2 separate regions of the Homo sapiens genome follow, and region 1 is linked to region 2. The links are chromatin contacts, found by Hi-C or POLR2A ChIA-PET in ENCODE. All regions are on one chromosome and are shown on one strand. The core of a region is the stretch at or near the end of the contact, and the rest is flanking DNA. Distances in the headings are between cores, read along the strand shown. Region 1 has its middle 180 kb from the start of RAD51B-AS1. Region 2 overlaps RAD51B (RAD51 paralog B).

Region 1 (3,007 bases), core at 335-2,834, 570 kb after region 2:
AAAGGACTCTGCCACAGAGGTGAGTGGGGTAGTTTGCAAGCAATGGCTGCAGACAAAGTACATGTATTTCTAGCCAGTCCCTTGCCACAGTTCAGTGGGGCACAGTGAGAAATCTGTCAGCTGCCCGCTCTGTCCAGATCCACACAGTAAGAACTCTGGGTTTGTTAGTGTCTTAGATGCATTAAGTCCCATCTGGCTCTTAGAAATAACAAATGAACTTGTAGATTAGCCAATCTTTTTTTTTTTTTTTTTTTTTTGAGACGGAGTCTCGCTCCGTTGCCCAGGCTGGAGGGCAGTGGCATGATCTCGGCTCACTGCAACCTCTACCTCTCTGGTTCAAGCAATTCCCCTGCCTCAGCCTCCCGAGTAGCTGGGATTACAGGCATGCACCACCATGCCTGGCCAACTTTTTTGTATTTTTAATAGAGATGGGGTTTCACCATGTTGGCCAGACTGGTCTCGAACTCCCAACCTCAGGAAATCCGCCCGCCTCGGCCTCCCAAAGTGTTGGGATTACAGGCGTGAGCGACCGCGCCCAGCCAGATTAGCCAATCTTATTGTCAGTGCAAAGACAGTATCCACTTTGCATATGTACTGCTGAGGGAATCATTAGAACATTCACTGCTGCTGAGGGTCAGGTGGGGAATTCTTTATATACCAGCTTTTCTTGTGGGCCAAAATCCCTAGAGGGATAGTGGCCACTTGGGGTCCATTTTTATCTCCTTCAGTTTCTACCCAAATGTGTCTTTGCTTATGTGGCTGGGGCCTGCCACTCAGGCTTTCAGGACACAGTGTGCCCCCAGGCAGCCTGGGCCTAGAACAGTTGTAGTAATAAGAGGTGACAAAGCAGGACCTTGAGACAGAACTTCCAGAAATTCTTTAGCTGAGCCTCCGTCCTCCCAGCCAGGTTTCAGACAGGATGACACATAAAGAAATCTCTGAACAATCCAGAGCAGTGCACATTAGCGAGTGAAGCTCAGGCAGGAAATGGGAAGGAATGCCTTTGTCTCTGCTTTCCACCCTGCCACCCATAGCTCATTCTCAAAAGCCACCTCCCCAACACTCAGGCTCGGGGTAAATGCTACAAAACGTGGTGGAAACCTCTCACGACCTCCTCTCTGTTGCATGAACGCCTGTTAGAGGCGAAGGAAAACAATGGCAAACAGACCCAGGCCTGTCACAGCTGTACTGGGGCCAGCTGGAATGTGGCTGTGCGTGCGCGTGCATGTGTGCGTGCACGCCGGTGCACACGTGGGAATATAAACATCCTTGGCTCCCCAGCTCCTGTGTGCTGGATCGTGCTGAGTGGGCGCAAAGTTCTGCATGTGTCCGAGGCAGGGAGGGGCAGCACCAGCACACCTAGGCGCTCTCATTTATACATTGAAAGGCGGGTGGGGGGGACAAAGGAGAAGGTTTGGGAATGGCTGGCTGTGTGCCCGTGTATGTATGGGCACATCTCATTGTTGATATGTCTTGGGGGAAATTGAGGGAAATTTTGTGCTTGGGTATGTGTGCACACATGGTAGGCGCCCACACTCAAGTGTGCAGAGGGGGAAGCTGAAAGAAAGTTTCGAGATTCTGTGAACATTCTCAGTTAGAAAAAAATCTGGCAACTCCCCATACCACAGGTGGGTACACATTCAATGCTTGTGAAGTTCATTTCCTGTACTAGTTACCAGCCCTTGTTTATACAGGACACAAGATGTGCTTGGTAGCAAAAGCTCTAGGTCTCCGGGGTGAGTTGAGGGAGAGTGTGTATGTGGAGGGGGTGGGGAGGGAGTGTGGGCATCACCGCACAGGTGCTCTTGAAGTACACATGAAATCAATTTTCAATATTAATCCATAATTCCACTCATATATGTTCAGAGGGGAGAGAAAGTAGAGCTCTAATTTTAGAATGACCCCCTCCTTCATTGCTCCAGTGCTGTTTTAGCACCCAATCTGCTCGGGCCAGTGGCAGCTCGGGTGTCCTCGTGTGTGTTTATGGGTTTGAAACGCATCTGGCTTGTTCTTCTTTGAGCTTTACTTTGTGAGCCCAGCCCCAGGAAGTGTTTATGAGCTTTTTCACTTTGCTTTATTCTGGCTCAGCTTTGTTTGGTAGCACAGAAGGGTAGAGTTTGACATAAATACTCTGTTCTTTGTGTGAGGGCTTCAGATTGCAGAGGGTCCTAGGACTGGCATTCCATAGGAAAGTTGAGGAGTTTGACCCAACCCCATGATCACACACCTGTAAGCGAACATTCTGCACACCTCAATATGAGAAGAAACTGCACTCTCTAAACAAACTCCTGGGCACGTGACCTCCTCAGAGTCTACTTGCCAGTTTGTTCATCCAGATGGTGACCAGCTCACAATAGACACTCAGTGACTGCTAATTAACCATGGAATATTCCATTCCACTGCATTACCAAAGTGCCAGCATCACTCCTCAGCATAGCTCAGGACCTTGTCCAATCAGCTGTCTTGAACACCCACTTTGATCCACGGTTCACGTTCATGTTATAGTCATGAGCCCCTGCTCCTCCGCCAGTCTAGACTCAAGGAAGCAGTGGCACAAATCTCCTGGCTGTTGGGTTCCATGGAGCAGAGAGCCTGAACCCACCCGGAAACCAAGTCTAGACAAAACAGAGCTTTGAGGTTTACACCCACAACCTTTGTACCGTCGGAAGCAGAGGGTGCCAGGGGATCCACTACACGCTCCCTGGGAAGCAGAAGCCAGAGGTGTCGTGCTATTTCTCCATCTGGCCAAGGGTTTAACCCTGCTGAAGACTATTTCTGAGGGGAGTCTCCATGATGAGGGGACCCAAAGATGCTGATGGGGTCATTTCCCAGGCTCTGTTCTGGTCCAGTGCAGGGCTCCAGTTGTTGATGGTGATGGAAGTTTGCTTTATACTTGGTCCCTGCTTGGTTGGAGTCCTCTGCCACCCTCTGGCAATTCACAACATCTAGTCACTTGGAGACCTCTGAACAATAGCAGGACTCTAAAGACTGGGACCCATGGCTCCTC
Region 2 (3,059 bases), core at 325-2,824:
GGGCAGGTGAGCAAGTTCTCATGTCCCTGGGAATTTGGTATGGTGTGGGTAGTGGCAGCAGCAGTGAGGAGAAGACCCTCTGGGTCCCAAGCAGTATGTGCTAATGTTGATGGTGGCTGTGATGCAGGGTCACTATCCACAGCCCCAGACACACAGCTCTTAGACTTGTCCACTCTTGGCAGCAACAGTACTGTACTGCTATGCCAAGGAGGGGAGGGGCCCCATGTTCACGTATGAGTCTAAGCATGGAGGCCACACCACCAGTGGGGGCACAGTTACTACTTACAGCCCCAGACAGGCAGCTCCTCCGGCTTGTCCACCCTGGCCCCTGGCAATAGCAGCAGTGGCAGCGGCTGTAGTGGTGTGCAGAGGAGGAGAGAGGCTCCTGTTGTATATGTGTAAACCTGAGCACAGAGACCACTCCATTGGTGCAGGCAGGGTCACTGCTTCCAGCTCCAGACAGCTATTATGCTTACCCATCTGGGTTCCTAGTGACAGCTACTGCTATGGCAATATGCAGAGAAGGGGAGGAGATCTTTCCACTTGTGAGCTTGAGCACAGAATTTGTGCTGCCTTTCCGGTAGAATGCACCTTTGGTACACTGTAACTTTTTGGTACACTGCACCATTCCCTGAGGAGTAGTGTTTTCCATGGGCTAGAATACTGGGGACCCTGGAGCACCTTTGGGTCCAGCCAGTGCTATGCTGCTGTAGCCATTTGAGTCAACACTGGGGTTGTTAGTGGGAGATCCCAGAATGTGGAGATATGGGGCCTCTGATTTCCAGGTCAGGATGCAGTCCTATGACAGCTGTGCTCTCACAGTAGTGCTCTGCAGTAGCAGCTTAGGCCTTGGGGGTGTGACTGACCCAGCATGAGTTCCTTGTCTGGTGCAATGCCCTTGTGGGTCTCCAGATCACCACCCTTGCTAGTATCAGGGTTTGTGTGGGTAGAGGAGCTCTCCCATGGTTTGGATTGCTGCAGTCCACAGTGGGGACATGGATTGTTAAGGTTCTCTCACTTACCCTTCCCTATGATAATGAGTCCCTTGGGGCTCATAGCTGATCTTGGCTGAGTTGGTCACTTGCTTCCTTCTCCTTCTTTGCCTCAGGTGTTTCCTGTGACTAGATCCTGTTGGACACTAGTGTTCTCTTCTAGATGTTCTATTATAGGTGTGATTATTTTGGTTATATATTAGTAATTTTGGTTCTTTCTGGAGAGGGTGAGTGTCCAATCTCTCTAGTTAGCCACCTTGAATACATCTCTGCTGAGGAGTTCAGGAAGAGCAGAAGCTACCTCTATGCTCCTGCTGAGTCAGGCAATGCCTATACCTTTAATTCTACCAGAATTGAAGTAACAAATTTGTCTACTTTAGGGCAATAAATAAAGTCAATATACACCTGACTACAAAGCTTCGTAGACTATCAACATCAGTTACTTCTGACAGCTTGGTTGTAGATGTGAAAGGAAATGGGTTCATTGTATCTGATGCTGCCGTTAGACCAAGCTGGCACCACAGAAGACCTGGAATTTGTTAATACTGCTTAACTTTCATGTTTCCTGGTACAATCAGGATGAAGGGAACTGTAACCACTAGGTGGCATCTTTTAATTAGAAAACTGTGAATACTCCATTGCTCACTAGGATCCTTGTGGCCTACTTAGCAAAGCAATTGCCTGTGAGAGCAGCTGGTGGCAGTCTTTAAGATGCAGATTTCAAATAGGAGAGAAAGGAAGAGATAAAGATAAAAAGAGAGGAAAGAAGTGGGAGGGCAAGAGAAGAGAAAAGGAGAAAGTAAACAGGCGTACTGTGAAGGAAGTAGTAAAATGCCATCAGTAATTAGCTCAGGAAAGTGGTATTTATGGCATTTGTTGCTTACCATTGTTTCATTTCTTTATTTATTTGACACGTATTTAATGGGAATTAGGAATTCTGGCTGAGGATACGAGATGCTGTTTCTACCCTCAGAGAGTTGATAGCTAAAGGGAGTTTAAAATATCTCAACTTAAAATCTTGACCCCCTTCCTGTAGAGTATGTTAAATAATACATGAAATAATACCTTTTATTTTTAGTTTTATTTGTTTCGTATTCTCTATTTCATTCCCCTATCAGAGAAAAGAGTTTCTGGAGTACTCTAGTTGACATACTTTGAAAATTAGCCCCTTGAGGGCAGGGAGTGTATATTATTGAGGAATCTGGAGCATGTTGTTCCATCCCTGACTCTTATTGATGGGGGGGAATGTCCATACGTTGAACGAATGGTAGGATCAGATGAGAAACCTCAGCAAGGTGTCTCCTGGTTATAGTCTACAGCCTTCCTGGCTCTTTGTAGAATTTAGGCTTCTGACTTTGAATGCTTTCCTGACAGCACCATACTCTCCTCTGCTATATAGCACACTATCATATTGCCTGTTTACGAGGCATTTGTGTTTCTCCACAGTGATGAATTCTTTTATGGTAGGGTCTGTTTCTAATTTAATTTATTTATGTAGTTTCAGTGTTTAGCAGGTGGTGAGTGCTCAATAAATTTTGGTTAAATGAATGAATAAATCTGACTAATTATAGTGTACTTGGTATAAGATAAATTTGTATAGGAATCCTTTTGGAGAGAGTTAATTTTTGGATATGCCAGAAAGACCATCCTTTAAGATTTTTTTTACATATGTGAGGATGATTAGGCAATTACTTTGAGTGTAAGATATGGTGCACTTTCAAAGATAACCAGAAGATATACCAGTTGTATGCTAGAGATGGATTTGTAGTGCCAATTCTACAAATACAACTCTTAAAAAAGTTTTTTTTTCAGAGACAGTCTTGCTCTCTTGCCCAAATGGGAGTTCAATGGCTCGATTATAGCTCACTGCAGCTTTCACCTCCTGGGGTTGGGTGATTTTCCTGCCTCAGCATCCCATGTAGCTAGGACTACAGGCACATACCATCAGGCCATGCTGATTTTAAAATTTTTTTGTAGAGATGGGGATCTTGCTGTGTTGCCCAGGCTAGTTATAAATCCCTGGCCTCAAGGGATCCTCCTGCTTTGGCCTCCCAAAGTGTTGGGATT

Evidence for each region. Hi-C counts contacts between places; a loop is a spot of excess contacts on that map. ChIA-PET counts read pairs that join two places held with the same protein, here RNA polymerase II (POLR2A). Pooled maps may share reads with other maps.
Region 1: a map of PC-3 shows a loop between it and region 2 (6-fold over the local background). The contact joins two enhancer-like sites. A Hi-C loop is called at or near these places in 3 of 168 maps with a recorded cell type or tissue (PC-3, endothelial cell of umbilical vein and heart left ventricle), 6 of 37 single-sample maps with no recorded cell type and 7 of 50 pooled maps. POLR2A ChIA-PET finds 5 or more read pairs at or near these places in 4 of 52 experiments (GM12878, H1, OCI-LY7 and 1 more).

The regions. Positions count from the first base shown.
Region 1 is chr14:68,505,312-68,508,318 of GRCh38, forward strand. It overlaps a transcript of RAD51B not described here. Among named protein-coding and RNA genes, the nearest start is that of RAD51B-AS1, 180 kb to the right of the region's middle. RefSeq lists enhancers at 87-650, 619-678, 651-1,214, 1,215-1,778. Within about 2 kb of position 1,585, at least 20 of the 41 ENCODE cell types and tissues checked have a DNase peak (open chromatin) inside an H3K27ac peak, as active enhancers do.
Region 2 is chr14:67,932,582-67,935,640 of GRCh38, forward strand. All of the region lies in intron 7 of RAD51B (RAD51 paralog B), which reads left to right. Among named protein-coding and RNA genes, the nearest start is that of RAD51B, 110 kb to the left of the region's middle. Within about 2 kb of position 1,575, at least 10 of the 41 ENCODE cell types and tissues checked have a DNase peak (open chromatin) inside an H3K27ac peak, as active enhancers do.